Regions from separate parts of the Homo sapiens genome. Here regions 1, 3, 4 and 5 are each linked to region 2. The links are chromatin loops, found by intact Hi-C in ENCODE. Cell type or tissue: GM12878. All regions are shown on one strand. Each heading gives the region's core, and the rest is flanking DNA. Links, peaks and the distances in the headings are about the cores only.

Evidence for each region. Peaks named below come from ENCODE experiments on the same cell type or tissue, not always from the same donor. Only the 100,000 strongest peaks of a DNase experiment are listed, where the experiment ranks them.
Region 1: it touches region 2 in a loop (2.8-fold over the local background); 28 of 110 quality-filtered maps call a loop at or near these places.
Region 3: a loop joins it to region 2, with 6 times the contacts of the local background. A loop is called at or near these places in 3 of 110 quality-filtered maps.
Region 4: it touches region 2 in a loop (2.8-fold over the local background); 3 of 110 quality-filtered maps call a loop at or near these places.
Region 5: it touches region 2 in a loop (2.8-fold over the local background); 4 of 110 quality-filtered maps call a loop at or near these places.

The regions. Positions count from the first base shown.
Region 1 is chr21:14,257,283-14,263,426 of GRCh38, reverse strand. No RefSeq gene overlaps it. Among named protein-coding and RNA genes, the nearest start is that of RBM11, 44 kb to the right of the region's middle. In GM12878, for the core only: a CTCF peak has its summit at 3,542 (motif pointing left); no DNase peak of the experiment used is centred there.
Region 2 is chr21:14,861,098-14,867,241 of GRCh38, reverse strand. All of the region lies in intron 1 of ASMER1 (adipocyte associated metabolic related lncRNA 1), which reads left to right. Among named protein-coding and RNA genes, the nearest start is that of ASMER1, 54 kb to the left of the region's middle. RefSeq lists an enhancer at 2,515-2,564. In GM12878, for the core only: CTCF peaks have their summits at 2,451, 2,814 (motif pointing left) and 4,244 (motif pointing right); a DNase peak (open chromatin) is centred at 2,455; H3K27ac peaks cover 925 bases.
Region 3 is chr21:14,303,443-14,309,586 of GRCh38, reverse strand. No RefSeq gene overlaps it. Among named protein-coding and RNA genes, the nearest start is that of HSPA13, 77 kb to the left of the region's middle. In GM12878, for the core only: a CTCF peak has its summit at 2,883 (motif pointing left); a DNase peak (open chromatin) is centred at 1,105.
Region 4 is chr21:14,760,242-14,766,385 of GRCh38, reverse strand. No RefSeq gene overlaps it. Among named protein-coding and RNA genes, the nearest start is that of ASMER1, 160 kb to the left of the region's middle. RefSeq lists enhancers at 2,597-2,656, 2,787-2,846, 2,897-3,026, 3,187-3,306. In GM12878, for the core only: no CTCF peak of the experiment used is centred there; a DNase peak (open chromatin) is centred at 3,065; H3K4me3 peaks cover 1,975 bases; H3K27ac peaks cover 3,244 bases.
Region 5 is chr21:14,735,054-14,741,197 of GRCh38, reverse strand. No RefSeq gene overlaps it. Among named protein-coding and RNA genes, the nearest start is that of SAMSN1-AS1, 160 kb to the right of the region's middle. In GM12878, for the core only: a CTCF peak has its summit at 3,065 (motif pointing right); DNase peaks (open chromatin) are centred at 3,091, 3,647 and 4,867; H3K27ac peaks cover 1,851 bases.

The sequences.
Region 1 (6,144 bases), core at 483-5,482, 600 kb after region 2:
TGTGTACTGTAAAGGTTTAAAAAAAAGGTCACAACAGGTTAGTTCACAATTTCAACCTCATTTCCAGCCTCCTCCTTGGTCAATGTTCTCATACTTCGACTCACCATCGATCTTTATATATTAAAGCAAAGGTGGTGGTTATGACACAAGAATGTAGTCATTATCTTCCTATTTACTTTAACTAGATGAATTTATGGGATAAGGATGAGCTATGCAAGGAAGAGTTTCATTAATTTGGCTTTCAAAATTGCACATTAGTGAACAGAGAGAGAAGTCGGAAAAGTCTTTAAATTCTTCAAAGACTACCAAAGTGATTAACCTTCATTAAAGAAGATTCCTATAAAAATATAGATACAGTTTCTCCCTCAATGATTATTAATTGAGAATTAATTTAAGGATAAAAAAACTTTCCAAATTTGAACAAAAAGAAAGAGAAATCTGAAAACCTATATTATTTAACATGTTGAATTTCTCTCTTTGAAATCGCTGAAACAATTAATTAAAGCTCACATTATTTTGAACTTAGCCAAATATACTTACATTTATATTTGGAAATTATAATTATATCCATGAACATATTAAGCAAATTGCCTAAATGTATTACTGCCTATTTTATAAAAACATTTGAAAACATTAAAAAGAGCAAAGAAAAAGATCGCCTAAACTCTATCCTCACCTCCACCCCATGACAACTCTATGTGTAATTTTCTGTGCTCCAGTTCTTAAATAAGCTCTATTATTGCATTTAGTTACAATTTTACCATGTTTACATTTATTTTTTTCCATTTTTAGGTTTCACAAATAGTTTTCCTGCATTATCCCCATAATTATCATTAAAAATAACTACCTAATATTTTATTATGCTAATGTAGCATAATTTAATAATGTCAATTATTCAACATCTTATTATTTCCAAGTTTTTACTATGACATAAGCTTCTTTGTGCAGAAGTGTTTTTACTCACTTCTTTTTATTACTTTGAAATGAATTACAAAGAATTACTAGTTCAGGAGGTTTCAGCATTCTAATGGTTCTGCTTAACCTTTGGCAACATTATCCAAAAGCATACTAGTAACTTACATTGTCCCCAGAATGTTATTTATTTATAAATTGATACATTTATTTCACTTAACTTTACACTCATCTTCCTGCTCTGTGGGTAATAATGATAGTGATGATGACATCACCACCACTAATAATAAGGTTATCTAGTCTAAAACACGCTGAGGACTCTTCTAAGTAATTTATATAGAATTTTAATCAACAATTGTAGGTTTTATGTTCAAATCAATTTGTATTTGATTCCTTGCTCTTCTGCTAATTAACATTGTGGCCCAGGCAGGCCATTTAACTTTTTTCAGATAAACTTTCCCAGTCATACTATGCAAATAGCACTAAAACTCTTGCAGAATTTTTGAAAAGATTGGTTTTCTTAACATTTGATTTAAAAAATTGCCCTTTTAATCTTTCTAGAATTTATTTTTTAATATGTTAAAATGTGTGCATCTAGTCTTTTCTGAACAATTCATTTATCACAGTATTGATTAAATACTATTCAGTTCACCAATATTTAATGTGTACTTCCTTATATTCTAAATTATCATAATCCATTGTGTCTATTTCTGAACTTTCTTCAGCTCACCAATATTCAATGTGTACTTCTTTATATTCTAAATTATCATAATCCATTGTGTCTATTTCTGAAACTTCTATTTTTTCATTGATATAATTTTATGCCAATATAATAAATAAGATTTCAATGATTATTGCATCAAAATATGTTTAATCCTTTGGTAGACTATAATTTCCTTACTAAACTTTCTCCTTAGTTCAGCTAAAAATTGGGTTGTTTCCTGGTCACAGGACCAGGAAAGATTAGGCTCACAGACACTTTGAAGGGTGCGGGGATTATGGAATTTATTGGGCAAAAAGGAAAATAATACAGTAAAACAAGAGGGGTTCCTGTTAACAGGCCCCCATCTCACAAATAGAATCCCAGGTTACTTCACAGGAAGAGGAGGGACCAGGTTCCTTCCCCCTGCAAATGGGGGGAACTTCCCAAGGCTCCACTCTGTCCTCCCAGTGCACAGGCCGATTGGAGATTCTCTGGGGAGCTCTTTTTAATTGGCTGTCTCAAAGTTGTCAAGGCTTTATTGATATGTTCTCAATGTAGCACAGGTGCAGCAACCTCTGTAAATGAAACTGTTGGGAAGTTTCAGTGGTCCCATTAAAGTTGGCTCGAGCAAACTTTTAGAACTCGAACAAAACGCGTGTCTGATTGTAGCTACAGAATCAACGGAACTATATTGTAGGATGCCTTATTTGAAATCCATGAGGTATGAGTTCTGAAATATTTATTATATTTTAATACAAAATTTGCAACTATATTTAAATTTTCAAGAATATAAATATTGGTCTGTTGAACCAGAATGTGTCATTCAGAGAAAAGAATGAGTAAATTGTCTGATTTACAAATTAAATCCTGATTTAATTGAAATCCATTCAAATTCAATTAAATATACTCAGTGTCATGCTATTTAAATGGAAGACAGCATTGCATTCTATAACAAAAGATGGTTTCCATAGATATTTTAAAAACAAAAAAGACAAATTTACTGTAGATGAAAGGTCCAAATTACACATTAAAATTTTGATATTTTAGACATGAGTTCACAAAGTTCAACATTTGTTAAATAATGATAATATAATTAATATTGTTAGCATTTATTTAGGACTTACATGCTAAGCATATTCCCAGGGATTTGTACTCATGTTATCTTAGAGCAAAGTTATGAGGAAGAAACCATTATTACCTGCATTATATAGCTGAGGAAACAAAAGGTTCAGAATAAAACCTGAGAACTTTGTCCCAGATCATACAGAACAAGCATTGGAATCCAGATTTTTTTTCTCTCCAGAGTCTGTGCTCTCAACCATTTTGCCAAAAACAATTAAATCCTTTTATGTTTTGACTTTTCTTCTACTTTGCTTAGCAAATGATTTTTATTATGTATAGCTTTGTAAATTTAAACTGAAACCCTTTACAGCGTCTTGACTATTCAGCTGATGGAACAGCCTCTATAAAAGATCAAACAGTACTTAACAAGTGCTCTTGTTTAGGATTGAAGGCTAACACTGGGAAAAAACAGTGTATGTAGTGTGAATTTAAAATAGAGCACACCTTTCAAATAGCCTCTAAAATTAAAAATATGATATATGACTGTAAATTGTTGACTTCATGTTCACAACACTTTCTGATTTAATTTCAGAATATGTTTATTTTATGATTTCGTAAAAACTTATCAGTAAAGGGCTATAAAAGCTCTAAGATAATGGTTTGACCTTTGTTCTTTCAATACCAAAAGTAAAACTAGCACTACCATCCAGTTTCAATATATAGGCAGGGGGCTGTCCAGCTGGCATTAGCAATTGCAAATGTAGACTTCACCTTTCCAAGGCAAAAAAGGATGGTTGGCTGTGGGAACAAATCTTCATCTTGGAATAGCCTGTGAGAATGCCTAATCATCTACGAATATTACTTTGGCACCATCTACTGGACAGATTAAATAACAACCAACTCACTGTGGATTAGACCTACTTCTATTTCAGCGCTTTTTGTAGTAGCAATCCATATCCTCCAGATAGTCAGAATTAATTTCCCAGCCATAACATTCATTTTCTTCTTTTCCTGTTGATTTACTAGCATGGGGAGCTCCAAGTGGCCACGTGTGGGCTCAGCTTCCAGTTTAATGGAACCATATTAAAGCATCTCTGGTGGAAGCATTCCTCCCTTGGAAACCAAGATCACTAAGTTAGCAGAACCCCAAATCTTGGGAACATTAGGTCTCTGACACAATTCCTTAACTCTGCCATTGTAGTATGAAAGCAACCACAGACAATAGTAATGGAATGAGTGAGGCTGTATTATTACAATAAAAGTTTATTACAAAAAGAGGCAGCAGGCTAGAGGTGGCCTCTGGTCCATATTTTACCAACCTTTGATATACATATGATTTAAAACTCTACAATTTTTAATGACTTGCTCTATGACCTTGTATAAGTTTCCGTCTCTAACTGTGCAGTGTTCTTGTTTGTGGGGTGGCAGTCAGATGGATATAGAAAGATAAACAAAGATATTGAATTCACTAATTGCATTGTTCAATTTGTCTAAATCTCTTATGAATTTGTCTGTATGCTTGCTTTTTCCATTATGCATAAAAGTGTGTAAAATCTTTTGCTGTGATTGTGAATTTGGGTATTTTTCCTTGTGCTTTTGGCACTTTTCCCTTTATGTGTTTTGAGAATATGATATGAAGTACACACAACATTAAATTTATTTCAAACTAGTGAATTGAATCTTCAATTATTTTCAAGTGCCCTCTTTATCACGTGTGTAATAATGTTTGCTTTAAAGTCTCTATTTCCTGATATCAATAAAGTTATACCAGCTTTTGTTTGTTTGGTTTATGTTTGCATGGTGTATGATTTTATATTTTGTTACTTTCAATATTTCAGTATACCTTTCCTTTTCCATTAGTTGGTTTATTGTAAGTCACATATAGTTGGTAGTTGGACTGTTTTTTTGTTTGTTTTGTTTTGTTTTGGAGACAGGAGCTCTCTTTTTATCACCCAGGCTGGAGTGCAGTGGGGTGAAAATGGCTCACTGCAGCCTCGATCTCTCAGGCTCAAGTGATCCTCCCACCTCAACTCCACAAGTAGCTGGCATGCACCACCACTGCAGGCACGCACCACCACGCCTGACTAATTTTTGTATTTTTTGTAGAGATGGATTCTGACTCAGATAACAGGGTTAGCTCTAAGAAACAACAGAGGACAAGCTGGCTGAGTGCTAAAACTTCAAGATACAGAGGGTGTTTGAGTATTCAGAAGCTAAACTAGACCCATAATGAGAGAGAAAAGGGGACTAGAACTCAAAGAACATACCTAGACCGACTTAGTTTCAAGAAGCAAGCTAGGGAGTAATTCCGGGGGGAAAGAAGGTGATATAGAGGAATCTCAAGAGATCCAACTGGAGAAAAAAAGGAGGAGGTTAGATGTTTCCCAGAAGGAGCCAGAATTTGGGAAACTATCAATAAGTTCTATTTCAAAACTTCAGATAGGAACTATTGATAAATTCTCCATCAATACTATAGGTAGTAACTATGAATAAGTTCTCTTTCAAAACTGCAGGGAGGGGCTGGTCGCGGTGGCTCACGCCTGTAATCCCAGCACTTTGGGAGGCCAAGGCAGGTGGATCGCCTGAGGTCAGTAGCTCGAGAGCAGCCTGGCCAACATACTGAAACCCTGTCTCTACTAAAAATACAAAAAATTAGCTGGGCATGGTGGCAGGTGGCTGTAATCCCAGCTACTTGGGATTACAGGCAGGAGAATCGCTTGAACCCGGGAGGCGGAGGTTTCAGTGAGCTGAGGTCGCGCCATTGCATTGAACTCCCACTTGGACGACAGGAGTGACACTCAGTCTCAAAAAAAAAAAAAAAAAAAAGAAAGAAACAAAGAAAAACTGCAGGGAGAGAATCTGTAATAAAAGCAATCAGGGAATGACCCAGTGGGGGACATGAAGCTGCACCACCCAGACAACCTTCAAGGAGGATTTGTCACCCCAAAGTTTGCTGGGATAGGTGCCAGCAGAGAGCCTTTAGTTGCCAAGTCCTCACAGGGTTGTCTCAGCTGCTAAGAGCAGTCTGGCCAAAGGCCACACACTTCTGTGGTGGCTACAGTAAATGACTGGTAGACATTGGGGTACAAAGACCAGACCACTTCAGTGCAAAACAGGATAGCTCCGATTATGAAGAGGCAGTGGCCTCCTTCACTCTTCACCTTTTCCTCTGCCCATTGCTGCTCACATCTCTTCCTTGTCACTGGTGGCGATCCCAAGAGCATTCTCTAGGAAACATACTGTATGCTAAACTCCATCACAGAGTCTGCTTCCTGTAGAACCCAACCTGTGATACACCCCTTAAAGAGTGAAATAGCAATACCAAACGGTTGTATAAAGTATGGGCAAATGTGAGGGTGGAAGGATGATAAGATCAGTAGCGTATTCATCCGTGTTCTTCAGAGAAATACAATCAATAGGATATATGTGTACAAATATAAATCTACTATGTAGATTAATAAATGTAT
Region 2 (6,144 bases), core at 494-5,493:
GTGTGCTGCAGGAAAACACAGGAGGTTGACCCATGGAGACTTAGAGAGGTTCAAGATGTAGATATGAACTGGAGCAGCCCTCACATATTTGTGGTAGTTGATACTACAGGATGGCTTGAGGTATTTCAAGGAATATCAGGCTGGGCATGCTGGTGCATGCCTGTATCTCCAACACTTTGGTAGGCTGAGGCAGGATGATCCCTTGAGGCCAGGAGTTAGAGACAAGCCTGGGCAACAAAGCGAGACCTTATCTGTATGAAAAAATAAAAATTAGCTGGGTGTGGTGATGCACGCCTGTAGTTCTAGCTTCTTGGGCACCTGAGGGAAAATGATCACTTGAGCCCAGGAGATGGAGAGGCTGCAGTGAACCTATAACTGTGCCACTGCACTCCAGCCTGGGCAACACAGAGTTAAATCCTGTTGGAAAAAAAAAAGGAAATAGGAGATGAGAGGCAGTAAAGAATCCTGTGATCCTATGAAATCTGTAGCCAGGCTTCTGGAAAAATATGGTGTATGGAACCCTGTGGACAAGAGCATTTAAAAAATTGTGGTAAGTGCAGAATAAAGCCTTGGTCAGTAGTAACTATCAGTTTCCTAGGGCTGCCATAATGAAGCACCATAAACTGCCTAAAATCAAAGAAATTGATCACATCACAGTTCTGGAGGCTAGAAGTCTGAAATCAAGGCATCACCAGGGCCACAGTCTCTCTTACGTTTCTGAGAGATTCTTCCTTGCCCCCTTCTTAACCTCTGGTGGTTTCCTGGCAATCTGCGATGCTCCTTGGCTTGCAACTTCCTAATTCCAATCTCTGCCTTCATTGTCACAGTGTGTCCTCTCTGTGTATATGTTTTCAGATGGCCATCTTCTTAGAAGGATGCCAGTAATATTGGATCAGGGGCTAACTCTGCTCCAGTATGACCTCATTTCATCACTAATTACATCTGCCACAACTCTGTGTCCAAATAAGGTCACATTCTGAGATACTGAAGGTTAGGATTTCAACTTGTCTTTTTTGAGAGGGACTCAATTCAACTCATTACAATATCAAATGTTATACAAAGTATGATGGACACAGGGAAAAGGTCATTATATTTTGCATTTAGGAAATGATTGGTGACTTTTGGAAGAGCTGAGATCAAGGTAAAAGCCAAGTTCACAGCAGTTGATTAGTGGTGTGAAGTGGACAGTTAGCTGTGAAAGGCAGAGGGAAATAACTGAGGGTGGCACAAGAGTGAGAATATAAGACTTTCTGAGAATCAATAGGTGGTCATCAGTACATAAGGAAAGGGTCTTGAGTCAGCAAGGATGCCAATCTAATAAAGCAATATTGGAGTAAATGCCCTTATCACGCAAAATGACATTTTAGTGAATAGACTGCATATATGATGATGGTTCCATAAGATTATAATACCATATTTTTACCGTATCTTTTCTATGTTGAGATGCATAAATACTTTCCATTGTGTTACAGTCATCTACATACAGTAACATGCTGTACAGGTATGTAGTTTAGAAGCAGTAGGCTATACCATCTAGGTTTGTGTAAGTACACCATGATATTGATGTTCACATGATGAAATTGCCTACTGATGCATTTATCAGAACATATTCCCATCGTTAAGCAATACATGATTGTAGTTATTAAAATCCTACTAAATCAGGATGTATTTCCTATTAATATAAACTTATAAGCAATTTTAATCAATATTAAACACTAATACAGATATAGGTTTATTAGAGTCAATATATATGTTAATATAAGATTTTTGATGCTTTGCACTGTTTCCCAAGGTTCATAATATTATACAATTACTAAAGCTAGCAAGGTTATCATAAGACAAAGGGCATTTACAGTTTATAATCTATTTGTTTTTCTTTCAGAATCTAGAAAATAATTTTATTTGATTTTTCTGTAATTAAGTAAAATGCTGTTTTATTAAAATTTAATTTCCCCCCAAAACTTTCTAAAATCTGCAGATCTCTGAAAAGTTAATAATTTATCTGCCAAGCATACCTCCTGTATTTAAGTATTTATGAGCATGTGATAAATGTGTACTCTAAAACACAAACAGAATGTGTTTTCTTACGTATTAATGAATATTTTGATTAATTAAGCAGATATTAGAATTGCACATCACTTCAGGGTTGTTTGATTCAGAATAGCATCTGGTTTCAGTGATAACATGAATCATGAAAACTACTTATAAATGTGCTCTTGTGTTCTTCTCATAATCTCCTATGGAAAGTAAACAGGAACTGTTAAAAATGTACCTAGCACTTCTCAGGGGCTCCTGTTCTGGCTTGGTCCAACTCTGGTCATGCAGGCATTTTTCCTTTTAAGGACAATTAAGTCCTATCTTTGCAGGCCATAGTGTTACTCATGTTCGGGGAGGCCACAGAGCCGGGAAGAGGAGCCCTGAGCCCTGAGCAGGTTCAATGTCGCCCCCGTCAGGAGCACCGCTGCAATGGAAAGCTTCAGTTACCATCAAAGGGATGCAGTCAGGCCAGAGAGAGAACTGCTATTTTCAAATACAAATGAACAAAACTACAAAAATGACAGAGAAGTCTTTGTTCTCTGTCTAAATGTGAGCCCCAAACAAATCCTCCCTGATTTAATGTGAAGTTTCTGGCCTGACCCCGACACTCTCCCTGATGTGCCTTCTACACGTCTATGAGGCAGCACTGTCTGTAACAGTGTGTGTCAGGTGCAGGGACTTTTCCAGCTGTCTCATGACTGTTAGGCAACATTGCCTTTTCCTGGGACTTTCAGCTGGGCTGGCTATGGTCTTTTTAGATTTAGCTTTGGGAAGCTGCCCCCTGCTGGGCTTCGGTTGGTGTGAATGGCCTGGACTTAGGAAGGGGCACTGCTGTAGTTGGCCCTGAATGGACCCTGGACTTTGGAGCCTCCTGGATGACACAGTTGCTTACCCTCGTGTTATCAATCTGAAAAACCTCATCAAGTGATACATTTCCAATCTCCTGACTGTCCTGTGACTTATTTGATGGTATTAAGCAAAGCTCAGGTCAGAAGGATTGTCATAAAATTGTTGACTGGACTCTTTCTCAGGAAAAGTTTAGCATGTCCTGGCAACTTTTAGGCTCATACCACTAACTCTGAGAGGTCAAGGGTTTTATGTAGAATGGTAACCTTCTTAAAATTGAGGTTTTAATAAACAGAGCTACGCATAGCAGACTCATCCCTGGTCTTACAGAGAGGATGTCAAATGGCTGAACCATGTGCTTTCTCAAAGTCAGTGACAGCAGAGATGAGGAAGGGGTTGATGATGTAAGAGAGAGCTGGGACAAAGGCCAAGTCAATACCAAATGAGTTGTCATTCTCCCTATGCTTTTCATACACACCCAAGCGTTTCACTCGGGAGATACCAGAGCAAAAGGAAGATAAATGCTACATGTAGTTCGTTCTGATATAACTGTCACTAGCACATGGTGCACACGCTCCATGAGAACACTTCTGTTTCATTAATCATGCTCTTTTGAAAATGTGACTAAATGTAAGTGATGTCAATTTCCAGTGCTGCTTTTGCTTTATAAGTAGGCTTTGAGGATTTAACCATATTTGGTAGATGCTAATATTTCTGTGTTGGCCATGAGAAAGATTATTATAGTACACAATGTAGTAAAATATTTGTCTTATGTAAAGAGAGAAATAATCATTTTTATTTACATTCCTGTGCAACTCGGGTCAGTCTGCCCTAAGGAGTTTTATTTTCTAAAGAATAAGCCTAGGAAATGATTTCATCATAGATTCAAGTAACAGCGTGAAACAAACACAGCCTCGGGATTTTTGCTATGTGTAGTCCCCTTAATTTTCTAGAATAAGACAAAAGACTGTTGTAAATAATTTTGAATAAAACTCGGATTTGTTATTTAATTTTAAAGACCTCCCAGAGTTTGAGATAATCAAAACAAACTTATTTTGTGCTCAGATTAAGAGCAAAATAACAAAACTAATCTACTAGTGATAGACTTTTAAATGCAAATTTAAAACAAGATACATATCTTTCAAAGGATGATTTTCTTCTTGTCATAAAAGACAAATTACTGAAATGCCTTTAGAGATTTATATTTGTATATTGCATTTATAACAATGATAAATCTCAGTTAACAATAAAAGGTTAAATTATGTCTTAAATGTAGGAAAATATAGGAAAGGTAAGGATATTTTTATTTTTATTTTTTTTAAGGAGCAAATAGGGCAGAAATTAGAGTGGCCAGCAGGGGGCTTCTTTTAGGTTTCTTTCCCTTTCCCATAAATTAAAACCTAACCTAAAAATATAGTTTACTCTTTAGTTTTATAAATAAGGAATAAAGAGACAAACAATGGCTGCTAAATTTTCATTGCTTCCACTAGTTTAAACAAGACACGTTTTACTTCTCTTTAGTTAATTCCTCTCTCCTGCTTACTTCCCTTCCTACCACTATTTTTTCTCAAGACCTGTAAAGTGATCCCTGCAGTCTGGATTGGCCAGTGCTGCCTCTGCCTCCATCCTCAACCAAAGTTCTATCTTTGCAAACCTTCCAGGGAGGATTTTAATGATGAACTCCCCACCAAATAGAAATGAAAAGTAAATTAAGAGCAAAGAAGCATATTCTATATTGATGATTTAAATGGTAGTTATAAAAATCTAGTTGCACTCTGAACCTCCTTTTGAGAGGGACTTTCTGAAATCATGGGCTTGAGTGTAGTAGTATAATAGGCAGTGAATGGCCATGTAACATGACATTTTAAAAGAGTGCTGTGTTTTCCCAAGAATTTGAGAGTTTGTGAAAGACCTCCAGAACTAGTAGGCAGATTCTGACTCATTTTGTAATATAGCTCCAAATTATCTTTCTATCCTTTCTTACATGCATAAGAAGTGAATGTAAGAACCATAATTTTTACTTCCTTTTTGTGCCCATTTTATAAAGGTAGGCTCAAAACCTTAATGATAGAGCAGAGCAATTCACCAGAGAGTGAATTAGAGGCAAAATTGTGATAGTCTGTGTTATCCAAGTGAAATCTCAAGAGAAATTGAAACTGACATCATGTAACTTTTTAAAATAAGAATTAGGTCCTGACAGAAAAAAAAAAGTGGTATATCTATAACAATTTTTGAAGTTCCAAGTAAATAAAAAGCCAGGAATTCCAAGTTCAATATGTAAGACAAAAAATTATGTTAGGATTTTGTTTTAACATTGATATGGTTTGGCTGTGTCCCCATTCAAATCTCAACTTGAATTGTATCTCCCAGAATTCCCACATGTTGTGGGAGGGACCCAGGGGACGGTAATTGAATCATGGGAGCTGGTCTTTCCCGTGCTATCCATGATAGTGAATAAGCCTCACGAGATCTGATGGGTTTATCAGGGGTTTCCACTTTTGCTTCTTCCTCATTTTCTCTTGCTGCTGCCATGTAAGAAGTGCATTTCACCTCCTGCCATGATTCTGAGGCCTCCCCGGCCACATGGAGTTGTAAATTCAATTAAACCTCCTTTTCTTACCAGTCTTGGGTATGTCTTTATCAGCAGTGTGAAAATGGACTAATACAGTAAATTGGTACTGAGAGTGGGGTACTGCTGAGAAGATACCCAAAAATGTGGAAGCAACTTTGGAACTGGGTAACAGGCAGAGGTTGAAACAGTTTGGAGGGCTCAGAAGAAGACAGGAAAATGTGGGAAAGTTTGGAACTTCCTAGAGACTTGTTGAATGGCTTTGAACAAAAGCTTGATAGAGATATTGACAATAAGGTCCAGGCTGAGGCTGTCTCAGAGGAGGAGATGAGGAAGTTGTTGGGAACTGAAGCAAAGGTGACTCTTGTTATGTTTTAGCAAACAGACTGGTGGCATTTTGCCCCTCCCCTAGGGATTTGTGGAACTTTAAACTCAAGAACGATGATTTAGGGTATCTGATGGAAGAAATTTCTAAGCAGCAAAGCATTCAAGAGGTGACTTGGGTACTGTTAAAGGTATTCAGTTTTATAAGGGAAGTAGAGCATAAATGTTCAGAAAATTTGCAGCCTGACAATGTGATAGAAAAGAAAAACCCATTTTCTGGGGAGAAATTCAATCCAGCTGCAGAAATGTGCATAAGGAGCCAGGAGCCTAATGTTAATCCCCAAGATAATGAGGAAAATGTCTCCAGG
Region 3 (6,144 bases), core at 685-5,684, 560 kb after region 2:
AGTCAAGTGTAGACCTCTTCGTGGTCCTAATGCTGAATCTTAAATGTAAGTTATTAATAACTTTATTTTTCTGAAGTTTCTTTTTGGTCAAAGATCCTACCCGAGACTGGCTGCAAGACTTCTTAGAAATGAAATGGCTGTAATTACTTAGGGAACCTTGCTGAATAATACATAGAAACCTAATCAAATTACAATATAAATCACATTCTTTTCTCTATAATTGGTTGCAATTCAGTTAATATCATCAAACAATTACCATAAGCATTTATAAATGATTTGCTGAAGTATTTGGAGAACAGAATTCTGTCATTAATCTACCCATCATTCATCAATTTCTATGGAAATTGAAATGTTTCTTATAAACTAGAAATGCCCATTAAATGCTTGCATCTTCAATTCAACTTGATAAATTCTTATTGACACTAATGACAAGTTGGCTATAGCTTGTTACATTAGAAGATGTTGAAAGAATGTATTTTTTATTTTAGCTTTCTTTGAACTACTCCGGTAAGTTTCTCCATTTCCCCTAGAATGGCAGAAAGCATGGATGATTTTCCAGACCCAACTTGCCCTACAACAGCCACTAAAGCTCCTTCTGGAATCTTTACGTTCAAGCTGCATGAGAAGAAAGGGAGACAACATAGGAAATTCTTTTTGTGGTTGTTTTTAAAATATATTCCTAGATAAGTCACTGTATGCAGCACTTGGTGTCATCGCTGAAATTGTTGCTTTTCACCTTTTTCTACAAACACCTACCCTTCCAAAATGCAAACGAATGAACAATAAAGTGCTGCAGACAGAAGAAACAATAGAAAAAAGGACAGCAAAATCACCACGAAAATGAAAGGTAAAATGAGAGGTTAATTTCAGTATATTAATCTTATTAAAAACCTCTAAGAAATAAAAATATGGAGCATTTTAGAACCCAATATTAACATTAAAAAAAATTCACCAAACCACGACTTACTCTTTTAGAACTGGCATTCCTGTTTTATCCCAGGAGAAAGAAGCATCTGTAAACCCAATAGCATGATCTAAGGAAGAAAAAAAATATACAATGATGCATTTTAGAACCAATTACCTTCAACCCAGAAGTCAAATAAGTAATGAATGAAAAGAGGAAGTGCTGACCTCCTGTATAGTTCGTTTCAATACTTTGAGGAAGAAGCTCCTCAGTGTTGAGAAAGTCTTCCAAACGGCCCAGGGATATCTTTGTCTATCAAAATAAGCACAGATGGAATTTATCTGGGGTTCAAGTAGAATTTAAACTAAAAAATGTTTACTACGTTTTACAGGCTAAGTAGAATTTTTACGCAAATTAAAGATATTGAGATAAATATAGCAAGCATAGTTTGAATTGATTTAATGTTATAAATACATTCATTTCTAAAGACAAAGGGCAGTTTCAAGAATCAAAGATCAAAGCTAATGTCATCTATGCAGAAAGTTATAAGAAAAAGAAATGAAAATCTTATTTATTATTCTAGAAAAGCCATAATAACTCTTAATTATTATAGAAAGATTGATTTTTTCCCAACTTCTTTGAGGTATAATTGAGAAAAATTATACATATTTAAGGTATACAACTTTTTTTATATACATGCACATTTTGAAATGATTACCACAATCAAGCTAATTAGATTATGTATCACCTCCCGTAGGCACCTTTATTTTCCTGTGTATATGAATACCTAACATCTACTCTCTTAGCAATTTTCAAGTATACAATACACTATCATTAGCCATAGTCACCACGCTGTACATTAGGTCTCCAGAACATATTCATCTTATAACTGGAAGTTTGTAATCTTTGATCAACATCTCATTCACCTCACCCCACCCCAATGTCACCCTTGAGCCTTAATAAGCACTTTTCTTCACTCTGCTTCCGTAAGTTAGACTTTTTTAGATTTCACATATAAGTGAGATAACAGAGTATTTGTCTCTTTGTGCCTAGTTTATTTCACTTAGTATAATATTCTGCCATGTTGAATAATATTATATTGTTTGTATATTTTCTTTATCAATTTTTCTGCCAATAGCCACTTAGGTTGTTTCTATATCTTGGCTCCTGATAATGCTGTAATGAACATGGGAGTGCATATATCTTTTCAACATAGTAATTTTATTTCCCTTGGATATTTTCCCATAAGTGGGATTTCTATCTCGTATGGTAGTTCTATTTTGAATTTTTTGAGGAACTTCCATACTGTTTTCCATAACGGATGTACCAATTTATGTTCCCACCAACAGTACACAAGGGTTCCCTTCTCTTGACATCCTTGCCAACATTTGTTATTCTTTGACTTTTTGATAATAGCCATCCTAACAGGTGTAGGGTGATATTTTCTTGTAATACAGAAAAATAAGGCTTTAAAAGCAACTTTAAGATCGGTGAGTGAATTCTGCTACTGATGATAAACAAAACTATAATGTTGATAATAATAACATTCAATTATAGTGAAATAGGAAATAGTAATATAGTAAAATAGCTATAAAATGTTTGGCTACATTAGGATAAATAAAATTACATTGTTTTCTGAAAACTGACTTACATACAATTTCTAGTACATTTTTATTTACTTTGTGCTAGGGGACTTGTATCGTTAACACATAAGATGTAATTGGGCTGTAGTTTTGTTTACCAAGTGTGTCAAATCAGAACATACAGTTAGCTTTTTCTTTTTTTTCCATTTTGGAAAAATGGTCTCCTTAAATGAAGGTAGCAGAGTACTGCTAGCAATTGGAAAAGGCTTTGATATCGGACCTTTAGCTAGATTCTAATTTCAAAACTAGAACCAAACTGTTACTCTAAGAACTGACATTTTCTTTATGAGAAGCGTGCTATGAAATCAAATGCTAAAAGCATCACATCAGCGGTTCTTCTATGCCCTCTGTTGGTTATTTTAAGAAAAATAACATGAAAAAGATGTAACAAAAATAGCTTAATTGGTTTTTACTATTCAATTATGTTACTCCTTATTCAAATAATATTTTTTTAAAGAGTAAAGTTCTTAGATTAAAGGATGATTCCAATAAGCAAATATTCACTTTGTTTATGAATCCAGACTTGAGGAAAATAATTGAATGGAGGATGGCCAAACCTGACATCCAAAAAATGTAACCATAAATCTCAGGGCAAAAGGATCAAGGAACTTTTCTGGGTTTCCTGTGGCTTTAGCAACCATCTACTCATTGTATCTAGCATCTAAACAGCCTCCAGGAACTGGAGATTACAACTAAAAGCAGGCTGACCCAGACATCTCACACTTGGCTTGTTGGCTGACTGATATTATCAATGTGCTTGTCTCCCTGCTTATTCATTCAGTATAGATGAAATGCTGCTGAACCCTGGGAAAACATTCGATCTAGTTTCATACAAAGCACCTAATTATAACTTTTCCGTTGGAAACAGGAAATGAATCCTGTAATGGCACAGTGGCTAACACCAGCTTTAAAAATGCTAAGTAGAGAATCTAACACTTAACAAGAAAACAAAATAACATATTGAAATATTTAAAAGTCACTTTGATGGAAAAAAAGCACAAGCAAGGAAGACATGATTCTTTTTATTCTATAATGTTCTCTATTATTCCTTAATTCAGGAAAACTAATTTTGAATGCAGTGTTAAACAACTACATAAAGTGAAATAAAATAAAATTAAAAAGACAAAGAAATAAAATGTCACAAACCATAGACTCCAGTAAAGGAATAATTCCTAGTTTAAGGTATTCTGTATGTACCTGGACCACAGCTGAGATCACGGTTGGTAACTCAAACAGAGGAATCCTTAAAATATTAAACAAAGACATCGATGTGAACACTTTAGTGGCTGTTAAAATGTTTCCTTCATCCAGTAAGAAATAGACACACAAGGTTGCCAGGGACACCTAAAAAATAGAGATGTGTTATTTTCTTCAAATTTCTACTGATAACATTATTAGTTACAGTCCCCAAAATTAGAAAATAAAATCTAAATAATTGTGTTTGTTTCCTGAAATTTAGTACTCTTGCTGAAGAACATAAAATATATTTTAGTAAGGGTCATAAACTCATGTATCTCGGACAATGACATCCTTGAGACCATGTGGTCCAGCGCTTTTCTTGTAAGACATGTTATATTCTTACCACAGTTATTATTCCCATTTACATTGTAAACCAGTTCATCATTTCTTTAAATTCAGAAGTTTTATGTAAACTTATATTCCAGTTGCATACATTCTGACTTATATATAATAATTATTCTTTCTTTGTGTCATAAGATTAACTGAGGAAGATATGAATAAATCATGGCTAAGATTTATATTCGTTCTTATAAGTTTCATCTAGAAAAGGCAGGAAAAATTCATTCATGCATGAGAATGGACTTACTATCATGTATATAGTACTGGCTTAAGCAAATACATCTTGGATGGTCTTACCAATGTATTCCAAATGTAAATATTGCATTCACTTCCATAATACTCACGTTTGTTGAAATACAAAAAAATTAATTATCAACATAGAGTGGCAACTTTGATTAAAACTGATGCTCCGGTTATATGTGGCTTGCTTTTCCTTTGGCTTTTGCCCATGGCTTCATATCCCAAGGCAATTTATATTCTAGTTAAAATAGCATGGGATTCCCAATGTTTATGGTGTAATAGAAAGAGAATAATGTCACTTCATGTCAATTTGCCTCTAAATACCAATTTTATAACTTTGAGGATGTTTCCAACTACTCTGGACTTCCATTTCATCTTGTGAAATGAGAAAAATAATGCCTTATTATTGTGAGATTGAAATAAGGCAATGTATGTAACTTCCCTGACATTCAGTAACAACTCAATAAATGTTGCTTCTCTTCTCATCTCCATATAATAGGCCCTTTGAGTCTGCTTAAAAGGAATCAGTCATACATATCAAGCTTTAAAACTGGAATGAAACTCTGAAATGTAGATTATATTTTTAAGAGATATAGGCATATATGAAAAATCTCTGAGAAATTTACAGAGAAGTAAATCTTATTGTGTTTAAAAAATACAGACCAATGAAAACACATACAGTATTTTCCCTTTCTTTGTAACTTTTGTTCTCTAATCCACATAAGTTAATGAATGTATTTCTTTACAATTTTAATTCAGATACATAATATTTAACTTTATACATCTTAATTCCAAGTAATTTGGAGGTAAATCTGTAAATCAGATTTGAAAATCAAAACAGGAAATATGACATACACTCACCAAGAATGGAATGCAGGTTAATGTCAACATGGAAAATACAGTAAGATACCTAGCTGATTTTTGAAATTCCAATTCCTGATCTCGAATTTTGATAATCTTATTTTTATAGGAGGGTTCCCATGCATAAAGTTTGAGGATCTGTAAATGAGTCACACGATAATGATCTGCCAATCTATATCATAGAAGAAAAAAACTCACACATACAAACAAACAACACACACACACACACACACACACAATCGTGAAGATAAAAAATGATGGTACAACCATAAAGAAAACTAAATTGCTTCCACTTTGACTGAATCAGAATATTTTCTTAAATTGCGGTATTTTGGGGGTGGGAGCGGAGCAGAAGGAGGGAATGACCATTCCCCAGTCTTATGTCTCCACCACCTCCAATAGCTTATTTCTGAGCCAGACTCTGGCAACATCCCAGCTGTAAGGCACGAACTCCATAGAACTCCATAGACAGTTTCCGTCTAGCTCAGTTCTGTCACTCTTCCTGCTGACCAACTCTCACTTCTACCTATTACCTTTTTCTTTATAGCTAAACTCTTCTCCCTGCCTTTCTAGTTTCTTTACGACAGATGTTTTGGTACTTCAAGCCATTCTCTGAAGCTGATTAGTGTTTTAAGATTGTAAACTATTTTCTGAGACAGAAAATTTGGGGAAATAGGATCTTACACTGGCTTATTGCAAACACTTTAGAGTGAATTGACTTACATTCAAATTCCAGCGCTATGCGATGCTTATTTTATTTTATTTTATTTTATTTTATTTTATTTTATTTTTTTTTTTTTTGAGGTGGAGTTTTGCTCTTGTTGCCCAGGCTGGAGTGCAATGGCGTGATCTCAGCTCACTGCAACCTCCACCTCCCTGGTTCAAGCGATTCTCCTACCTCAGCCTCCCAAGTAGCTG
Region 4 (6,144 bases), core at 635-5,634, 100 kb after region 2:
TCTGGGCAACTAGGGCACCTCCTACAGGAAGGTCAGACACATAGAACCATTAATGTGACAACATGGAGAAAACCTTTTCTCTACAGTAAGTCTTCAGGAGGAAAAAGCGTGTAATGGTGGATACTGGAGTCAGGGATTGGTATAAAACCTACTCCCAGTAGGCCAATAAATGAAATAACTAATTTTATAAGTGATAAGAGATTGAGAGGAGAAAGGTGAGGGAGAGGTGGAAGATGGTGTGTGTCTTCCCATTGCTCATTTATCTGTCTCTCATGCTTGTGTCCTACTGGAGAGAGGGGGTGGTGCCTGAAATGCTTCAGTGAGCCTTAAGTATACTCCCAGCATGTAGGTTTACTCTCCCAATTTTCAGAGTATGCTGTGAAGAAAATGTTCACCTACATTAATGACATTTTGTTTCAAAATGGACCATTTATCCAACACATTATTGAATGCTTACTATACGACAATGTTTGTACTAAGAACTAAGGCCACAGAGTGTAATGAAACATAATTTCTCTCTACAAGGTGAGGGCATATAAATGACGTTATAAATACCATGTAAGTGGTATGAATAAGATGTTATGGGCTCCCCAAGGAGCATGTGTCTATAATTGGGGGAATTATGGAAGGACTCAGTTAGACGGTGGTATTTGAATTTGAAGGATGAACAGGACTTTTGTCAGACAGAAATGTCAGGAAAAGGACATGCCATACAGAAAAGCATGTATCAAAACAATGAATTGGATTTTGGTAATGGTAAGAATTTTGGTTTTTATGTGTGTGTGTGTGTGTGTGTGTGTGTGTGTGTGTCCCTACTTGAGAGCGTTATGGCATAATGATGGACATTATATGTCAAGGTTTGTTCAAGGAAATCTCAGCTACTCTACGTATTGCAAGTTTGAAATGTTTAATGCAGGGAATTAGAAGTTTATTCTCATTGGAAGGCTTTCGGGGAGATAAAGACTATCTCAGTGCAGAATACTTATTGAGGTGATTTTCAAGTGTTCATTCAGAATGTGCTTCAAATCTCATGACCACCCATGTGTCTGCTCACAATATCTGGGGAATAATGCCCTCCCAATCTTTGGAATTTGGATTTGGAGGCATTTGCTTTCCATGTCTTGTGTGATGCTTCTCAATAGTGACTCTAAACAAAAACCACATGGGGAATAGTACTGCCAGCATTTTCTTTGTTGCCATCTGCTTTCTGGCAGTGGAAAATAGACCTTATGGGTGCTAAAGTGGTACAGAATGATAGCAGACAATAAAGCTCGGTGAAAGGCAGGTAAGGTTGGCTGGAGTGCCATTGTACCGCCTTTCATGACATCATATGTGTTCGCACTTCCTCTTGGAATCATTGGAGATATTATTGAATGTCTTAACTCAGGGAATGAAATAATTAATTGAGTTTCGGAAAGATTAATCTATACTTTTATTATTAGAAAAATAACTATATATTTAAAGAAAAAATAATAAGGAATGAAGGAGGGCAACGTGTTAGTGTTGTTTTTGTGTTCTTATAAAGATACCTGAGACTGGGTAATTTACTAAGAAAAGAGATTTAATTGACTCATGTTTCTATGGGCTGTACAAGAAGAATGGTGCCAGTCTCTACTTCTGCTGAGGGCTTCAGGGAGTTTACAGTCATGGTGGAAGGCAAAGAGGGAGTGGGCCTCTCACATGGTGTGAGTGGAGGGAGGTGCCACACTCTTTTAAACAACCAGCAGTTGCATGAACTACCAGAGCGAGAACTCACTTGTTACCATGGGGATGGCACCAAGCCATTCATGAGGCACCTGCCTCCATGACCCAAACACCTCCCATGAGGCCCCACCTCAAACAATGGGGATTACATTTTAACATGAGATTTGGAGGGGACGAACATCCAAACTATATCCAGCAACATATGACACTCTGACATTCAAATTATATGAAGTTTGGATTAAGGGAAATAAAAATGGAAGGTAGAGAAATCAGTTGCTTCCTGAGCTTTGTCGTTTCCCTAACAGCCAAATTTTGGTTCTAAGAACATTAAATGAGCACCTAAACACTAACATTGTGCTTCCAGAAAAGAATCACCCTGTTCGTCTCCACTTTCACTCTTCGCGATCCTTATTCAACTGATCAGAAACAAAATTCTGTCTAGAAAGGTCACCTATGGATTTCTGTAGCAAACACTTTTAACCAACTACTAAAGATTTGCTCCTCTTGCATAATATAGAGGATGCTATGAAGTGGCTGCCCAGACATGGACTATCATTTCCAACCCCTTTGGATCTAGGTGGGACCATGTCACTGAATTCTGTTCAATGGAATGTGAGTGAAAATATAACAATTCCAAAACTGTCACATAAAATCTTCCACCCCTTCCAAACTCTCTTCCCATCCACTGGCTGGATAAAACTTTCTTGAATGACCTGGCAAGCGACATAATAGAGGGGAGATTCTTCATGAACTTGGGTCTCAGAACCACCTTTACCCTCTACACCACACTGCCGCCACCACCACCTCCAACTGGACCTTACGTGAGCAAAAATGAAACCAACACCACCACCACCAACAACAAAACACTCATATTTTATTAAGCCACTGAGATTTTGGAGCTTTTCTATAATCACAGCTGGTAATATTTTCTCTGTGTTTCTCTGTGGCAATACGTACCACATCTTTAGCACATGATATGGCTATTTAAATGAGAATGCTTTTGGAGTACTTGAAAATATAGATAAGGAATTCAGAAGGCTCTGAAAACAGAATTTTGGAGTTGTTAGCACATAGGTAGTAGTTGAAACCATGGGTGTGGGTAGGATGATTCAAGAAGAATGGGCAGAATGAGAAAAGAAGGCCAAAGAAGAAATCTTGGGGAGTCAAACAGTAAGGTTGCAAGCAGAGAATGAAGCAGTAGCAAAAAGTGTAGCCAGAAGAATAAACTATATTCTGTCCTAGGATTCATGAGGACTCAAGGGAAGGAAGAGTGTGTCAAAGGCTGAGGATAAATGTTTCACTGGAGTACAGAGAACAAAAGAAAAATAGATAGCTGTGCACTGAGGAGTGAAAAAGGGAAGTGAAAGTAGAAACAGAAACTGCAGCTGATTCTAGAAGTACAGCAGTAAGGGAAGGAAATACATGCCTTCAAATTCAGCAAAATAAGCAGATTCATTTTAAGGATGAGGACAAGTTAGACAGGTTTGTAAGCTAAAAGAGAACAGCCACGACAGAGGATACAGTGAAGATTCAAAAAACGGTGGTGAATATTGAAAAGGCGTTGGAGGACACATAATAGAATGCAAAGTCCACAAGGAGAGGGGCTTTGTGTCTTGTTTCACACTGTGTCCCCAGGCTTAGAATATTCTGGCATCAGAAGGCACTCAGTAAACATAGAGAGGAAGAAAGGAAGAAGATGAAATCAGGAGTACAGATTAAAGTGTTATCTTTGGAAGACAGGCAAGACATCCTTTGGGACAGAAGGGAAGGAGAGAAAGCTGGGGAACATGCAGATAATACAAGAGGTGCGGTTTGTGACTGATGGCTGCTATTTTCTCTGTGAGGTAGGAGGCTTGGCCATCTGTTAAAATGAGTGGGTGAGTCCAGCTAAGTAATTTAAGAAGAATGGTAAAGGTTTGTACCAGCTACTAGCATGAATAATATGGTTATTTACTTGAAATAAAAATATTAGATGATACTAACAATGCATGCATTATGAAAATTGATGCATTCATTTGAGGTTACTTACTGATTTACAGAAAATAAGCCACTGGGTGCATTCAATCATTTATAAGGTTAGGGGTTAAGTTTAAGACATAAATGTAAATTTGTCTGCGTATTATCCAGAGTAAAGTCAATATCCTCTTTGGTACATTGCACAATCTCAGACACTGTGTTACTCTTTTGCTGTGAGCTTTTAAGGTCTACCTTAATATATTCATAACTGTAACATTGTGTAATTATGAACTTCATCATTTGGATAAAATTATGAACAAAAGCAATTGTCCAGAATTCTCTGATTTAGTTGCCATATCTTAAATAATGCCTTTTGTGAAGAAAATATGTGATTAAATTATATGTAAATACTTTAATTTTATAGACTAGAGGTGGCTCTGAATATGTAGATTTCATAATGTTAAATATCACAAAGACTTCTGTGACCATAAAAAAGCTGCTTAATTAAGCACTTTAATATACTGTCAAGGCATGTATATTAAGCAAAAGCAAAAGCTTAATTACTCTTTTACAGACTGAATCCAGACAACTTTGGACATTCCTTCATTTGAAGAATTTTTACTGAACAATTACAGACCATTGATTGATACAGTGAAGATCAGAATGGCATAGTTTTCCTGTCTTCATGGAGATGAATGAATGAACTGTATTTTTTATTAGCCTAAGCATGAATTCTTCCCAAATTTCCTCCATGAACCATAGGATCCTACCTCTTAACCATTTTATGAAAATTCTATGGTGAATTGAGGTCCTCAAGTTGTCTGACAATATCTGATTTTGCCACGGTCATGTGGGAAAAGTAGGCATGTGAGCAAGTCATAGTTTTACTTGTTTGGAAGATTCTTCTAATTATGTCAAGATGAAAGGTTTTATACTGTGTAGAAGGCAGTGTGAGAGAAGTGGACAGTAGAACTCCTATTTGGTGGGCCAGTGGCTATATTTTAAAATATGAAGGATACATATTTGACTGTTTAAGTACAATGATCTGCCATGGATCTATACTTTTGGGCTGCTGTCTTTTAGGCTAAAGCAATTAAAGGCAATGTAATGAACATGGTTATCTGTGGATGCCCCTTTGATTGCCATTGTATTATGCTTTACACTGTGATGGCTCTCTCTTTGAGGAGAGACGCTGTTCCTCCAGGGAGATAAAATATAAAATATGAATCTTACCCTTAAGCATACACTTCTCCCCACTCTCAATATACAGTGGCTCTGGAATTCATGCTTCACTTGGGAGTTGAAAGTTTGCGTTTATAATTTTATATTCTTATTACAGGCCAGGCTATTGAGATTAGAAAGTCTTTATTTTTCAGTTGGAGTGTGATGAGCCATATTCCCTATTGTAAACAGCCATATTAACCAAGATAATTTAATTTGGAATGATTGCTTTTTGCCTTTGAGCTGTAGATCAAAAGGTTCCATTATATGTACAAATAAAGTAAAAAAAAATTTTTTCTGTGAATGTTACAAAATTTTTTTATTGTGGTAAAAAACACGTAAGATCTTTCCTCTTAAATTTTGGGTGTATGGTACAGCATTGTTAACTATAAGCATAATGTTGTAGAGCAGATCTGTGAAAATTTTGTCTCTTGTATGATTAAAACTTTATGCTCACGGAACAGCAATTTTCCCATTTGTCCCTCTTCCTAGCATCTAGAAACCATAATTTTACTCTATATTTCCATGAGTTTGACTATTTTAGATACTTCACATAGTGGAATCAAGTACTATTTGTCTTTCTTGTACTGGCGTATTTCACTTGGCATAATGTCCTCAAGGTATATCTATGTAACAGAATTTTCTTCTTTTTATGGCTGAATAATATTCTATTGTATAAATATATAGTACATTTTCTTTATCCATACATATTGCTGATAAACTTTTAGGTTGTTTCTAATTCTTTTCTTTTTTTGAGACGGAATCTCGCTCTGTCACCCAGGCTGGAGTTCAGTGGCGTGATCTCGGCTCACTGCAAGCTCGCCGTCCTGGGTTCACGCCATTCTCCTGCCTCTGCCTCCGGAGTAGCTGGGATTACAGGCACCTGCCTGCCACCGCGCTCGGCTAATTTTTTTATTTATTTATTTTTAGTAGAGATGGTGTTTCACCATGTTAGCCAGGATGGTCTCAATCTCCTGACCTCGTGATCTGCCCGCCTCGGCCTCCCAAAATGCTGGGATTACAGGCATGAGCCACCGCTCCCGACCAGTTGTTTCTAATTCTTATCTATTGTGAATAATGCTGCAATGAACACGGAAGGGCAAATATCTTCCATGTCCTGATTTCAGCTCTTTTGGATAAATGCCCAGAAGTGGGATTGCTGGATCAAATGGTAGTTTTTATTTTTAATTTTTCTATCAATCTCTATGCTGTTTTTTTTATAGTGGCAACATCATTTTATATTCTTACCAGTAGTGCACACGG
Region 5 (6,144 bases), core at 614-5,613, 130 kb after region 2:
AATTTTTTGTTATAGTTAATACATTTTTTTTTTCAGTCTTTGAAACCAAAAAATTGTTTTCAAAGTCTTGGGGGAAAAATCACTAGGTTCCCATCATGTCTCCGGCAGTATCTATCCTGTCTCACTGAGGGTGTTTGCTCTTCTCTAAAGTGAGTGAAATCAAAGACAAAATCTCCAAGACAATAGCCACCAATATTATAATTTCTATATCACTTCTAAAGTAAAACTGCTAGTAAGTAGTAAATCAGAGGTTAGCTGCAGGTCTTCCATGTCCAGGGCTTTTGACACTGCACCACGTGTTTATTCAGATATTTCTATCAGTCAGGAAACATATCTGGCACTCTTGTTCATGATGAGTAATAGAGGAATCATTGCCTTTGCTAGAGGATTTTATTAAAAAAAAAAATTAGAGGGTAGTAACACCTATTGGAAAAGAGAATGTGATGAGAAAAGAGAAATGCCTGCCCCTTCCTATTTATAGGTGATTCTTGGTTATCTGGGAAGGTGCAACATCAACGAATCATAAATATGGAATGGGAGGGATCTGGAAGATTTTCTAATTTGAGTATAGTATTGTACTCACAGACGTTAAGGAATTAGTCCCATGGTGACCCAGATAGTTAGTGGCAAATTAGAGTAGGCCTTGGATCTCCTGATTCTTATATGAATTCTTCTGCATCTTTTTTAGTCCTATAACAAATCTCCCACCAGTACTGGTAACATAAAGTCACTGTGTTTGGTTGAAGGTTTCATACATTTTGTTTTTTCCTTCACCCCCTGCCTACAATTCTCCTACTAGGCCTGTTATTTGATGAAGATGATATAAATAGAAGCAGAGCAGCACATAGTGTGACCACGAAAGGCCAAAGAGCACATACTGGAGACCTGAATGTCAACCAAACTGCATAATCCCTGTTTATCTTCATTGTAGAAATTGCCATAACCGTGAGTTCTTTAGATTCTTTGGTGTTCTTAGTACATCCTAATGCAAGAACCTCTCACTGAGATCGTAGGTAAGGAGTAGAATTTTGTGATAGGCTAATGTGAAGCCATGGTGAAAATAAAAGATAGCATTGAAGGAGCTTCTGTATATACAATAAAAAAATTTAATTCAATATTTAAAAATTTTGTTATTAATATACTTATTACTTCAGCAAAGTAGACAGTATTTATTGAGTAGTACCTAGTAGACACTGTTCTAATGCTTTATAGATCTAACATCTTTTAATTCTCAAGTGCATCCAGTTTCAAGTGCGTGTATTGACAGAGTGATAGCTAAAAAATATGGAAAAGACATTTCACTCATAGGCTTCTGTCACTACCAGATTGATTTTTCACTGACTCTACAGTTGTTCGTCTGACTGCACCTAATCATGTGGTTTCTCAGGCATCCTGTGACCCATCTTGGTCTGTCACTTGAGACCTCTCACCTTTTATCTGGTCTTGAAATGTACAGCCTGCAAAGGCCTCTGAGATCTATGTTTTTTGTTGTTGTTGTTTGGTTGGCTTTTTAGGACACAAAGAACTATTTAAAATCCATCACTATTTTCTGTTTCTGTTTTTATTTTTTTCCATACAACCTCTAGATCAAGTGCAAACAACAGAGTAAATTTTATTTTATGTGTACTAATTCTCAATTCAGTATTTTTGACATCAATGGTTGAAGTGTCCTAGATTTAGTTGTTATTGTTCCACTTTAATTTTTATTTGCTACAGGAGCATCATGGTTCAGGTTAAGAGATCAAACTAGTTGCTTTATCAGATACACCCTTACATTCTCTTTCTCATGCAATACAGATCTGTCAGCCACAAATGTTAAACCTAAAATATCTACCATATGTTTTCTCTGGAAAAAGGAGTTCTATGAGGTTGAGAACTGCTGTGTAAAACACTGTATATTACTAAACTGTCAGAATGTCTATGAGTTTTCTATCTCAAGAATACTGGTATTAGAGAATACCAGTCTTCCCTCCATGAAAGTTATTGTACGTAGGTTTTACCTAGGATATACCAGGGACTCAAGATTTGCACTAAACACAACAGATGATCCTGCCTTCATGGAGATAACATTCCAGTAAGAAGATATACATTATAATTGTATGGACATGGATCATATTCTTCTTAGTCCTCTCCCTGTTTCCATCTGCTTTTTTGATAATAAGACATTTTATTTCCACAAATAAAATTTCCCTGAAGACTCCAGGAATATTATCAGGTTATCTGTAAGATTCATTTGGAATTTACACATTTGTCATCTTGTGTTGTCGTCTACCTTTTAAAAAATGTGCAAGTGTCCACGTATGTTTATTGCAGCACTATTCACAATAGCAAAGACTTGGAATCAACCCAAATGCCCATCCATGATAGACTGGATAAAGAAAATGTGGCACATATACACAATAGAATACTATGCAGCCATAAAAAAGGATGAGTTCATGTCCTTTGCATGGACATGGATGAAACTGGAAACCATCATTCTCAGCAAACTAACACAAGAACAGAAAACCAAACACTGCATGTCCTCACGCATAAGTAGGAGTGGAAAAATAAGAACACATGGACACAGGGAGGGGAACATCACACACTGGGGCCTGTTGGGGGGTGGGGGCTAGGGAAGGGACAGCATTAGGAGAAATACCTAATGTAGATGAAGGGTTGATGGGTGCAACAAACCACCATGGCACATATATACCTATGTAACAAACCTGCACGTTATGCACACGTGCTCCAGAACTCAAAGTATTATATATATATGAATGAAGGTAGATTTTATTTAATAAGCTAATTTCTTGTAGTCTATATTATTGCAACAATAAAATATATATAAAGTTGAAAAAATGTGCAAATATCTTTTCTCCATAATAAGATTTTTTTAATTTCTAAGGGCAGGGATCGCCACCTACATGGTTTTATTACATTTTATTTTGCAAATATTTACACATACAAGGAGAGTATAAAGAAAAATAAAGTGAACACCAGCTTAGCAAATAAAACACGCCCTGCACATTTGAAGTGCCGTTAAGCATTCCTCTCTGATCACGTCTCATTTCTTCCTTGCCTCTAGAGGGAGCCACCGGTATTTATCTTCCACTGTGTTTTTAGTACAATAATTGCAGGTACTCTTAGCTGTATATAATATCCTTTTGTACGTTTTAAAAGTTTGTATACAAAATCTTATACCATATTGTTCTGTGTTCATTTGACATTTTCTTCTAACATTTTTGTTCATGGGAATCCTGCACATTGTCAGTCATGCCTGTAGTTTATTGCTTTTCTCTGTTGCATATTATTTCATTATTTGAGCATAGCATAATTTATTTATTTATTATCTTGCTCTTGGACATTTGGGTGTTTTCCCATTATTTTCTAATTTTCTAAGTCTTTATACACATAATGTCTTGTGGGTGAAAGATATTAAAGACACTACATGATTTTTATTCCAAATTATAAGCCATCATCGTATTACCTTCTCCTGTTATGGAGACCAGTTCATCTCACTTAGTTTATGTAAGTTTTTCAGTTTAAATGTGTCTTCATAGTGAACTGGAATAATGCCAAATCCAGCCACAGTCTTCTACGGTTTCTAATACTTAGATTTCAAACTGAGATCACAAGCAGGAAGGGTGACAGCTAGAGTAGAGATAACATTTTCAGGGTCATTTCAGGAAATGAAAGGTCCAAATAGAATTTGATTAGGAATTGAAATATGGTGCCTAACCTGTAGTGAACCATTGCTGCTGAATGTCCTTTTTAGGCAAACAAACATTGTTATTGTGCAGTATTTCAGCATCACCTTCTGGATAGGACTGAACTCATGAGTTATTTGTAAATGAATTACAACTTTCACGGGTCTTTGTTGTAAATGCAGCCATTGGCTCATGGGTCATATAACTCAGTGCTCTAGAGGACAAACTTGCCATGGATGCCGAAGGACAAGGGAGGCTGGTTGCCACTCCATTGTGTGGAAGATGGGTATATGTCTGGGTTTTCTGGCACAACTTGATTTAACCTACTGGGCAAGCCACAGAATTGGCTTAGGACTGTCAGAGTTTCTCAATATTAAGTACAAATCTTGTAGAAAATATAAAAGCGCCAAGAAAAAAAAGTAGCTTCATTAATGACTAGTGTCCTCCTTTCCTTATATTTCAAAGTTGTGATACAAATCAAATAGACAATGTAGAAATTCAGATGCCGGTGTGATGTTTTTGTTTGGCATTTATCTCAGCAAATGAGGGGGTGATGTCATATCACAAGAGAGGTGCAATGATAAGTGTGAGAACAAGTCATCCCTTAACTAGGGAAGATTAATGTGCTGTTCCAAAATGGAGCTCTTATACATGCTGTTCACCCAAAAGAAGTATGAAAAGTGAACAAATGGAGCTGTCAGACAAAGTGCTGATGACATACAAAATATTGAAATAAATAGCTGATGATGCACGAAGCATTGAAAGACACATTGATACCCCTGTCAGCTTCACTGCTCATTTATTTCCATGTGGTTGTCCTCTTCTGAATGTGATACAGCTTTTGCTGTTAAGAACCTTCCATACTGGGTCTTCAGAGTGACAAAGTCAGAAAGTTGGGCAACTTTCCATTGGCTATAAATTAATAGAGATAAATTAAAAGAATTTAAAAAAGATAAGTCAAATCAATTATCATGGTTTACGAGGAACAGTTGTAACTGGCAATTAATTATATAAGTAAGAAGGATGATAGAAGTAATAGGCTAGCTGCTGAGAAACCTGTTGTCTTTTTCAGTGCACTCAGGATGAATACATTTCTTAGAATTCTTTGCAGTTGAGTTAGGGCCACGTGCCTAGTTGAGACAAGAACTGAAAGTCAAACCCAGGCTTAGTACCTAACATCTCTCATGAGGTTTTTCATTTGTGTTCTGTGTGTGTGTGGAAGTGAAAGGCTCCCAAATGGCAGAACCATATAATGAAAGGAACTTAGATTCCTGAGTTATGCTTTGAAGGAGAGACATCTAAGAAATCTGCCCAATACCTTTGGACTTCCTATGAGCAAGAAATAAAATGTTATTTCATTAAAACTGAGAGACAGGTGTTTGTTAGAGCAGCTAACATTTCTATCTTAATATAGTAATCAAATAAACTTTATTCAAACTCATATTTTTGTCTTAGACTATCTGTAAATTCATTTAGCTACTATACTTTTAACTGGGTCTTCCTACATTTGAATTGAAATCAATCATAAGTAAAATTTAAGAAAAATGGAAAATGGATTTAAGAAATGGAACCTTCCCACTCACCTGAGAATTTTAATTTCTGTTTCTCAGAAAACTTACAGTTTCTTATAATTTAGACTACTCCTTCGTAAATAATTTTTTGAAGTTTCTAAATCATTTTGGCCTCAAAAAATAGAATATAAAGTTAAAAATGAATGTTGGTTTTAAAAGCTTTTTGTTATGGATACAGGAAGAAATCATGAAAGATTTTAAAATGTACCAAAAAGGTTATGTCTACTCATACATTCTGGGTTCTCCTATTCCACGACTATCCATGGATTGTCTGTACCTTTTGTTGTCTTTGAGCTACTTTACAACTCTTTCAACTGTATATGACTAACAGCAATGCAAATGATTCTTATCCTTAGCCATACAAGTAAATTTTGCCCATTGGAAATACAATTAAGCTCCTTCTCCAAATCCTTCTCTCACTCCCACAGAATAAGCCATTTTTGTGTTCACTTGTACATTTATTTAAGCATTGTTGTTTTTACATGTGTAGTACTTTGATTTAGTCTTTGAAGGTTTGTGATATTGTAGACGTTTCCTCATTAATTGATGAATTAAATAAAATCTTTCAGATATGTTTATTTTATTGTATTGGATGGATTAAACAACAGAAATTTCTTTTTTTCACAGTTCTGGAGACAAGAATTCTGAAATCAAGGTGTTGGCAGGGCCATGTTCCTTTTGAAACCTGAAGAATCTTACCTTGCTTCTAGCTTCTGCTATTTGCTGGTTGTCCTTGGCTTATAAATGCATCATTCCAATCATTCTCTGCCTCCACCATCATAGGGCCATTTTCTCCCTATGTTTTCTCTGTGTCTCTTCTCTTAAATACAGTATTTATATTGGATTAAAGGCCCACTCTACTCCAGCAAGATCTCATCTTAACTAAT